2 separate regions of the Homo sapiens genome follow, and region 2 is linked to region 1. Evidence: read pairs that join two places in POLR2A ChIA-PET (ENCODE). Cell type or tissue: endothelial cell of umbilical vein. All regions are shown on one strand. Links, peaks and the distances in the headings refer to the core of each region. The heading gives the core; the rest is flanking DNA.

The links. Peaks named below come from ENCODE experiments on the same cell type or tissue, not always from the same donor. Only the 100,000 strongest peaks of a DNase experiment are listed, where the experiment ranks them.
Region 2: POLR2A ChIA-PET joins it to region 1 with 5 read pairs; 1 of 35 experiments calls an interaction of 5 or more read pairs at or near these places.

Annotation. Positions count from the first base shown.
Region 1 is chr15:63,521,467-63,526,065 of GRCh38, forward strand. All of the region lies in intron 1 of USP3 (ubiquitin specific peptidase 3), which reads left to right. Among named protein-coding and RNA genes, the nearest start is that of USP3, 19 kb to the left of the region's middle. In endothelial cell of umbilical vein, for the core only: no CTCF peak of the experiment used is centred there; a DNase peak (open chromatin) is centred at 2,185.
Region 2 is chr15:63,216,558-63,221,156 of GRCh38, forward strand. All of the region lies in intron 1 of RAB8B (RAB8B, member RAS oncogene family), which reads left to right. Among named protein-coding and RNA genes, the nearest start is that of RAB8B, 29 kb to the left of the region's middle. In endothelial cell of umbilical vein, for the core only: no CTCF peak of the experiment used is centred there; no DNase peak of the experiment used is centred there; H3K27ac peaks cover 882 bases.

The sequences.
Region 1 (4,599 bases), core at 379-4,378:
ACTTCCACTGTGGTCTTAGAAATGTATCCAAGGCTGTTGAAGTGAAATACTTATCTATCGTAATTATTTTTCTGTTGGGAAACCTTGAAATTAGAGAGCTGGAAGTAGCCTTGGGGACATTTTTAGTCAAGTAGTAGCCGATCATAGGCCCTGGGTCAGGGTTCATTTTAAGCAGTTAACTGTTCCTTGTACACACTCATCAGTGCTTTTCTGTCAGCTCGGCTCAGACCAGCTGTTTCGGATACTTCTCTCTTCCATTTAATTTAATTCACAAGAGGTTCCTTCATGTTGAACTGTTGAGTGGCCACTCCCTGGAGTTATAGAATGGCAGTAGGACAAGACAATTATACATGGGATAGAAATAAGGATTTCAGCATCTGTTTTCTCTGATAGGCCTCAGAGGATTGATGGTTATGAACTGTAGATCGTCAGAGGAATGGCATCTTGGATTCCCAGATGCTGCTGCTGGTCTCCTCCGGTGATTTGTTTATTTGAGACAAAATCTTGCTTTGTTGCCCAGGCTGGAGTGCAGTGGCGCTATCTTAGCTCACAGCAGCCCTTACCTTCCACGCTCAAGTTATTTTCCCGTTGTAGAGGCGAGGTCTCACTATATTGCCCAGGCTGATCTGGAACTCCTGGTCTCAGGCGATCCTCCTGCCTTGGCCTCCCAAAGTGTTGGGATTACAGGCATGAGCCACTGTGCCCAGTCCTCTCAGGCGATTAATGACTTCTAGTCTTTTGTTCCAGCTAGTGAACATTGGAGTAGAAGGGAGACGTCCTCCTGCATTGCTAGATAACCACGTAAAAGGTTGGCTAGCATAGCTTCCCATCAGAGGGGCCACAAGTGGATTACATATGTGTTGAAATAAATGATCCCCTCAGCCTAGAGGTGGCTGTGCTCCCAGACAAATCATTTCTGGCTGTGAGAAGCCTCTTCAGTTAATGTGCATGTGTCATACAGATATTTTCTATGCGTGCCCTGACATGGGAAAGGTTGGGAAAGTAGGCTAAAGCACAGTCTCAAAATTAGCCTCTAAGGATGTTGCTAAACCAAGGATATTGCTCCTTAAAGAGAACCAGGTAATAGAGTGAAGAGGAATTGAATTATTTAGGGTAGAGGTTAAAACCTACTTGTCCATAAAGATAAGCTGATAACCATATCTTAAATCTGGTGTGATATGAAATTCTTACTCACTTCTTTGCTAAAACAAAGTTAGAAATTAAAATGTATTTCTAAGTGACTTGGCTTGTAACCCCATTTTATTGGATATTGGAATATAGAACAGTTCACATTAAAGAACTTAGCATCTTTGTTCATTTGAATTTTGACATTTTATTCATTGCTATACTGATAATGTACTGGCAGTGCACTAAATGAAGTAGATACCAAGGGTATATTATGGTTGATGAGATTAGTGAACCAGGATTTAATGTCTTTTCTGAATACTTCTGAGTTTGATGTATTCTAATAAAGTTTTGACACTTGAGTTGCTTCTGTACTTAAATGTTTTACCTGAGTGGCATTCTATTATCTAAACCTTATCTGTTAAAATGTGCTTCTAAAATGCATTTTTCCTGAAGTATTTTACATTAGATACGTAAAATTTAATGATTCTGACATTTAAGGTGGTTATAACAGTTACATCAATTTTGAAATAAGCTTATTAAAATTGAGTATTTGGTGTTTTGAATATAATTTAATTTAATTCTGGTGTAGGAGGATTTTGAGGGAATGGAACTGACATTCACTGAGTGCTTTCCGTTGATTAGGCCCTGTGCTGTGTGCACTTTATGTAGTTTATCTCATGAAATCTTTACCATAGCCATGTGAGGTAGAAGGTGGGATTTGACCCATTTCACAGAGAGGAGGCAGGCTCTGGAACGAACTTAGCGTAAGGTCATAGAATAAAATAGTAGAGCTACAACTTTAAGACAGTTGGTTCTGAAGCCCGTGCTTGATACAAGTCACATGACCTGTATCATATTTATTTTGAGTCTGCAGTGGAACAAATTCCTACAAAGGCAACTCATTCTGTTTGGTACATTTTTGTATAAAAGAGGGAAGGAATTCTTCTCGAAGGGTTCAAGGGCAGGTGATAAAGGAATTTGGCTAGTTCAGCTAAAACAATGTGGAGCAGAGTTTCCTGGTCACTGTGCCCCTTCCTTTTTAGGTCAGTTGTGGAACAATTTGCTAGGAATTTTGTGAGAAAATTGTGAGTAGTTCCAGCTTACAAAGGCCTGGGATCAGGCATTGCTGGGCATGATGGGGATCAAGTCATGCTGGCTGAGGAATATGTCAGAACTCTTGGGGTAAAGAGAAATAGAAGCAGAATGAGTAATGTTCTCAAGTCTTGTAATTATTTAGAAGCATTTTTCCAAGTTCAACCTTCAGTAAAGCCTGGGGTTTCCTAGAATGCTTATTAAGTAACATAATCCAAAGAAGCAAAAGGAAGGAAGGATAAGGATTTGTGCCTTTTAATGAAGACAAAAGGAATTTCTGCCACTGTTTATGGCACTTTCTTAAGAATCTTTACCTAGAATTTGGGATTTCTATGGAAATAGTGCTTTTGAAAATTTGAAGGTTTTAAACTTACTTGTTACTGAGTTATTGTTAGGAATGATGTTTGTGCTCAAGAATTAGGTTGTCCTGAGATAGAGGTGGCACATCTAGATTTGAGTTATTAAAATATTGATGTGATACACAAAGATTTAGTCCAAAGGACAGTGGCAGCTTAGTTGAAGATAAATATCAAGTCTTTACTCTCACTACTTCTGTTGTAGAGGGAGTAGTATAGTCATTGGATAGCTTTGAATCCTACTGGGTAAAACCTTCTGAAGTTTCTTTTGCATCCTCACTTTTCCTAAACAACAGGTCAGTCATTCCAGTGAGTTGTTTGGTGGGTGTGGATGATGCTGCATCACTGATACTGCTCCCTCTGTTAAGTGGTGGTCTGGTTATCTGTTGCTGCATGACAAACAGCCATACATCCTAGAAGCCTAAAGCAACCATTTCATTTTGCTTATAATTTTGTGGGCCAAGAATTCAGGAAGAACTTGCCTGGGATTGCATCAGGTGGAGAACGTGGACTCACAGAGTTACCAGACGTGTGTTAAGAAGACACTTTGGAGGAGGATGTTCTGGAGTCTTCTTAACTCACCTGTCTGGTACCTCTGTGCTCCTTGGTGTCTCTCTGTCCCCCAGTGGTGTCATAATCTCCCCAGTCTCCCTGCACATGGTTTGGGCTTCTCTCAGCATGTTGGTCTCTGGGTAATTAGACTTCTTACATGGCGGCTGGCTCTCCCAAGAGCAAGCATTTCAAGCAATAGCAAGAGGGAGCTGTGGATTTCATAAGGCCTGGAGTTGCAGGTTGACATAGAATCACTTCTGCCATATTCAGTGCGTTGGGGCAGTCACAGAGCCTGCCCAGATTCGGAGAATGAGGACATAGACCCTGTCTCTCCATGGGAAGAATGTCAAAGAATTTGTGGCCATCTTTAATCTACCACAAGGCCATTAAGCAAAAAGGAGAGGGTTGTTACAAGAAATGCTGAACTGACTTTACCAGCAAATGTAAGCCTACTTTATATAATGATTCAGAAGAGACTGATTGTCAGGAATAAGAAAGGGATAGAGGCAAAAGAGAGCCCCCAGAAGGAGGAAAGTGGAAAAATTTTTCATGGGAAAGTGGAAAGGCAACCAAGATAAACTTTGCTTCATAATTTTATCTTTCCTGCCTTGGACCTGAATTCAGTCTTGGTTCTGTGATCTTGCCCTTGAGTCCCAGGTGGCCACTTCTGACCACTTTGGATTTGGTGCTCATGCCTGGTCTCCTCCCCAGTATCAGGACCTCTGGTTGGCTTCCCAAGCTCTATATTGGTCACCCCTTTGACCCTAAGTATCTCCTGTTGCCCTTTATGAGAACTCTCCTGTTGCCCTGTTCCCTGGGAACCTAACCATCCTCTTTCAGAATGAGCAGCATTGTTGGGGCTGGGGAGACATCAGACACTGATTTTGGCTGCCCTCGGACTGCCTGGGCACCTTGGCAGTTGCTTCATGTAGCTTGATTCCTTCTTTTCTGGATTACATTATGGCTCAGTTCTTGCTCTCTTTTTGTGACTTTACCAACTCCTCCCCCTAATAATTTCAAGGGACTCAAGTTATAGATAGAAGAGACTTCTGAAATTTCAGCATAGAATAGGCTTGTGAACATGCAGTTCAGAGAGGATTTATAGTGTACAGAAGATTTTATGTCTTGCTTTTAAGCATCTAAAAATGTTTCATTTGGAAGGTAAGTTAGGTCCGTCTGGAATATATTTTTACTTATATGTACTGGAATGTTTATAGAATTTTTATGATGATACTGCCCTATCCTCCAGTTTTAAGAGGAATAACAGTTTTACTATTGATACTTTCACGATGTATGTGTGTGTTTTAATAACTGCTGCAAAATTTCAAAATTTTCATTGATTATAATTTTACAAATCCATAGAGCTATAATCTTGGATTTTGATTTAACTTTCCACTCATGCTTGAAAATTTAGAATAAGTTCATTTTATTAGGACTTTATAATACCAGTATCTTTAAATTTAAAACACTT
Region 2 (4,599 bases), core at 206-4,205, 310 kb before region 1:
CTGATTTAAAAGTTCTGACTTGTGGCTTGTCTCGGTGGCTCACGCCTGTAATCCCAGCACTTTGGGAGGCCAAGGCGGGCAGATCACAAGGCAGGAGTTCGAGACCAGCCTGGCCAATATGATGAAACCCTGTCTCTACTAAAAATACAAAAATTAGTCGGGCATGGTGGTGTGCACCTGTAGTCCCAGCTCTTTGGGAGGCTGAGACAGGAGAATCGCTTGAACCTGGGAGGCAGAGGTTGCAGTGAGCTGAGATCATGCCGCTGCACTCCAGCCTGGGTGACAGAGTGAGACTCTGTCTCAAAAAAAAAAAAAAAAAAGTTTTGACTTGTAAAGTATTCCTCCTTTTTTAGTCATAAAGTGGTATCAGTGCAGTAGTCTCTGTTGCTAACACACTGGGGGACTTTTGCTAGAGAGAAGTTGGCCTCTGACTAGATGCACATGGGTTGATTACATCTATGTTTCTCTTAGTTCCACTGAATCTAATTTTCTTTCATTTCATTTCCTTATATCCTCTGAGCTCATGGTAGTTTCCTTCATCTTTAGAAAGAATAATCAGATATCTCATTAGATAAATCATATATGATTAATGTATGATTAGTCAGATAAAAGGAATTCAAATGTACTTCGAAGAGACTAATGAAAAGATGGTACATACGAGGGCCTAATGGTTTGAGGAATAAGCGTAATGGAGTTAGGATTGTTCTATATAATTACTTTCTTTTTGTGTAAAAGATGCAAAAATAAACGTCCTTTACATTTAAAAATATTGAATGGAATATGGGGTTTTTCCATTGGAACTTTCTAATCATTTCTAGTATTTATTCCAGCAGCAATTTAGACATTTAAGGAAAATGTTTTTCACCATGTGCCATGTTTTTGGGTCAGTGAGAAAGCCTTAACCAAGACGATTGTTGGGTGGTACTGTGTATAATAACTCCAGATCCTTGACCAAGTTTGGAGAGTCACTTATGGCCATTTGAAACCAAATGAAGGATCAAAGGACTAATTATTTTGAATACCTCTGAGTGTTTTCCCCAAGCTTGAGAAGAGTTTCATTCAGCTATAAAATGCTCATTGTGCAAATGAGTGGTTTCCATGCTGTATAATTAAAGCATTGCCTTTAATAATATTTTATTACCTTTAGCTTGTCTTTTTAATTTGAGGAAAATCTAAACAATTTAAAGTAAAACGTGATAAAGACAGTTTTTCGGGAGAGAGAAGGGTAGATCGCTATGTTTATTCCACTTAGTATCTATATCAAATATTTGTATCAAAAGCAGACTCTCACTTTAAAATTATTCTTCTAGTGGCAAGATTCTTTTCCCTAGATTGAGAGTACAGAGCTCACATAGTAATAACTGCTGTTAAAATAGACACTTAGAACTATAGAGCTAAAGCTTAGGTTCCAAACTAAGCGAAGCTGCCATTTTCTGAAATAATGTCTTTCTTATTTAAAAGGACCAGTTCCTTTTTGCCTTTTTTCCCCTTCCTCACTTCCTTCCTATTGCTCCATGTATGTTGTACATGTGGTTATCTGTTCTTTTTTTTTTATGCTTCTACCCTTATGTTGGCAAAAGAAATGCACCAATGGGAGGTGAAGGTTTAAAATATAACAGTTGAGTTCATTATCCCAGTTTTATCACTTTCTACAAGTATAAGCAAGTTACTTATCTGGACCTCTGTTTCCTCTTACGTTAAATGGGGATTAAAGCCCCCTTGCAGACTTGTTATGAGAATAGTGATAAGGAATATTCAGTACCTATCACAGTGCCTGGCCTTAAGTGGGTCCTTAAGAAGTGCTAGCTATTTTTATTAATGATAGCCTATCCCATTATAGCTGTCAGCATCATTATCTGCTGAGCAGGGATCTCAGGAGAGTATCTTGAAGAATATCGTTGGACTCCACTATACGGGGTTATCTAATCTGAAGCTCATTTTGTTTGGCTGCATTTTGTTCTAAGAGTTTGTGCTTTAGACATTCTGGATTGTTTTAAGCTGGAGTCATTTATTTTGCAGGCAATTATTTCCTCATTTAAAGGGCATAGTCCCACTTCATTCATTTGAAATGATGTCAGTTACCACACTACTGAACTCTTCTGGCCTTTTGTGATGGGCGTTTCTCTCTTTTGTTTCTTGGCCTTAGGCTGATAAATCAAAGTATCTCAGGTGATACAGGAATTCCCGGCAATGTCATATTCAAAATATTGGGCATGTTGCTCAAGCAGTATTTCCATTATTGGAATTCTCCTTTTTTCCTTTAAATCTTAGCCTCCCTGCTTGTTAATATGTTACTTTACTCACAAAATAGGAAGAAAAAAAAACACTTTAGCCTCTTAAGTTTAACAAATATTTTAGGGGCAGCTATATACAAGACCCTGAAGTTGTCATTTTTCTCTCTCTCACTAAAAAGTGAAGCTAAAATGATCTTTTCTTCCAGCAGTGGATTTTTTTTTTTTTTTTTTTTTTTTTTTTTAGAAGGAAAGAGATCACCAGGTGCCGGGAGACTGAGGTGGGTAGATCACGAGGTCAGAAGGTCGAGGCCATCCTGGCCAACACGGTGAAACCCCGTCTCCACTAAAATACAAAAATTTAGCCGGGGTGGTGGCACGCGCCTGTAGTCCCAGTTACTCAGGAGGCTGAGGCAGGGGAATTGCTTGAACTTGGGAGGCAGAGATTGTAGTGAGCTGAGATCACGCCACTGCACTCCAGCCTGGCAAAGGAGCGAGACTCCCATCAAAAAAAAAAAAAAAGAAAGAAAGAGAGAAAGAGATCGAGAGAGAGAATGTGACCTTTACTTGACTTCCAGGATGTTCTTTAAGCCAATGTTTTCAATATGGGTTGCAACCCATTACTGGGTCATGAAGTCAATTTACTGTGTCCAGACCAACTTTTTTTTTTTTTTTTAAATGGAGGGAAAGAGAACAGACAAGAACATGACAACAGATAAGAGAACACAGAGTCCACTGCACATGTAAGAGTAACAAGGAGTAAGGGTCAAGTGCTATTTCATAAAACTTTTGTTTCAGTTATGTAAGTATGTATATATGTGGAATGTGTTGTTATATAAAAATTATTTCTTACCAGTGGGTTAAAAAAGGCAGAAAGCCACTGCTGTGGGGCAGTTTGCCACTGAAGACTTGTCTCATTTTTTAGAAAAACCAATTCTATGGAGGCTGTATTTGATCAGACAGATCCCTTTTTTTCCATGAAAGAAAACTGGGTCTTTTACTATTGAGCCTATATTGATGGAAGGCTTCCACTGCTGGCTTAACTGGCTGTGTTTTTGAGAGGGTCTCTTGGGTAATGAGTCTATTATCTCTCTTCTTTTTTGGTTTTCTGCTTTCTACTCTTTCTACATGGACTCTGGAAGCCATTCTAGTTGTTGGAACAATGGTAGAAGTTCCCACACAACGTAGAGACATCCACAACATTTGGTTTTGTGATTGTTGTCCAAGTGTTAAGAAAACTATGGTTTCTGAAGAAAGTAAGACTTTCTAACCAATATGAAATATCCAATTATTTCCCCCCACTTCAGTGTTAGCCCTTATATCAGGCCTTTTAATATAATTACAAAATTGCTATTTATTTCAGTGTGTTGAATTTTTAAAAATCACCCGAACCCCTAAACCTGTCTAAGTTAACGTGGTTAGAATTGAGACAATGGTAGCAGAACCTTTCGTTCTATTTCATTTCTCTAGAAGAGACTGCATTGTTGCCTTTTCTTCATTCTAAAATGAAGACATCTACTTTATGTATGCTTAGTACTGTTTTGTCATTTGTACTTAATAATTTAAGAAAATTATTCTAGAATGTTCTTTAGGCCGGTGTTTTTAATATGGATTGCAACCCTTTATTGGGTCATGAAGTCAATTTACTGTGTACAGACCAACTTTTTTTTTTTAAATGGAGGGAAAGACAGTAGGACAAGAACATGAGAATAGAAGAGAGTACAGTGTTCACTGCACATATAAGAGTAAGGAGGAGTAAGAGTCAAGTGGTATTTTTTGAAACTTTCAGTGGTTTCATATTTTAGTGTTTTTTGTGTTTCACTTTTTTGTTTTATCACTTAAAGTTACCCAAATATGTAACTTAATTTGCCAGCCATTAAGATTCATTCCAGTAGGATCAATCTAGACATATGTAAACCTGATTGTATTCCAAAGTAATTGATCAGTGTCAAGAAATGTTTATTGAGTGCCTGTTACTTGCTTGGCAAACAGGAGGGAGGTTCCAAATGAAGTACTGTAAGTAAAAGATGAGGCTCCTGCTTTTTTTTAAAAAGGGTTTATCTTTCATTTATTCCTTTAAACATTTATCAGGCACTTATTTAATCAGCCGTATACAGTGCTAGATCCTCTGCTCAAGTGTAATTGGGAAGGTAAAACTTAAATGAAACAACAAAAATAATTAATTGCCACATGCATAATGATATGCATTCTAAATTCTGTAGGAGTTTAGGGTAGAGAGTGAGCAGAGTTGGCTGGAATAACTGGAGGACAGAGGAGGTAGAGTTTCTGAATCTTGAGGCACTTTCAGGATTCAGATGGAAAGGATGGAGAATGTTCCAGACAATGGGGAGATCTTGAAAAATGCTTA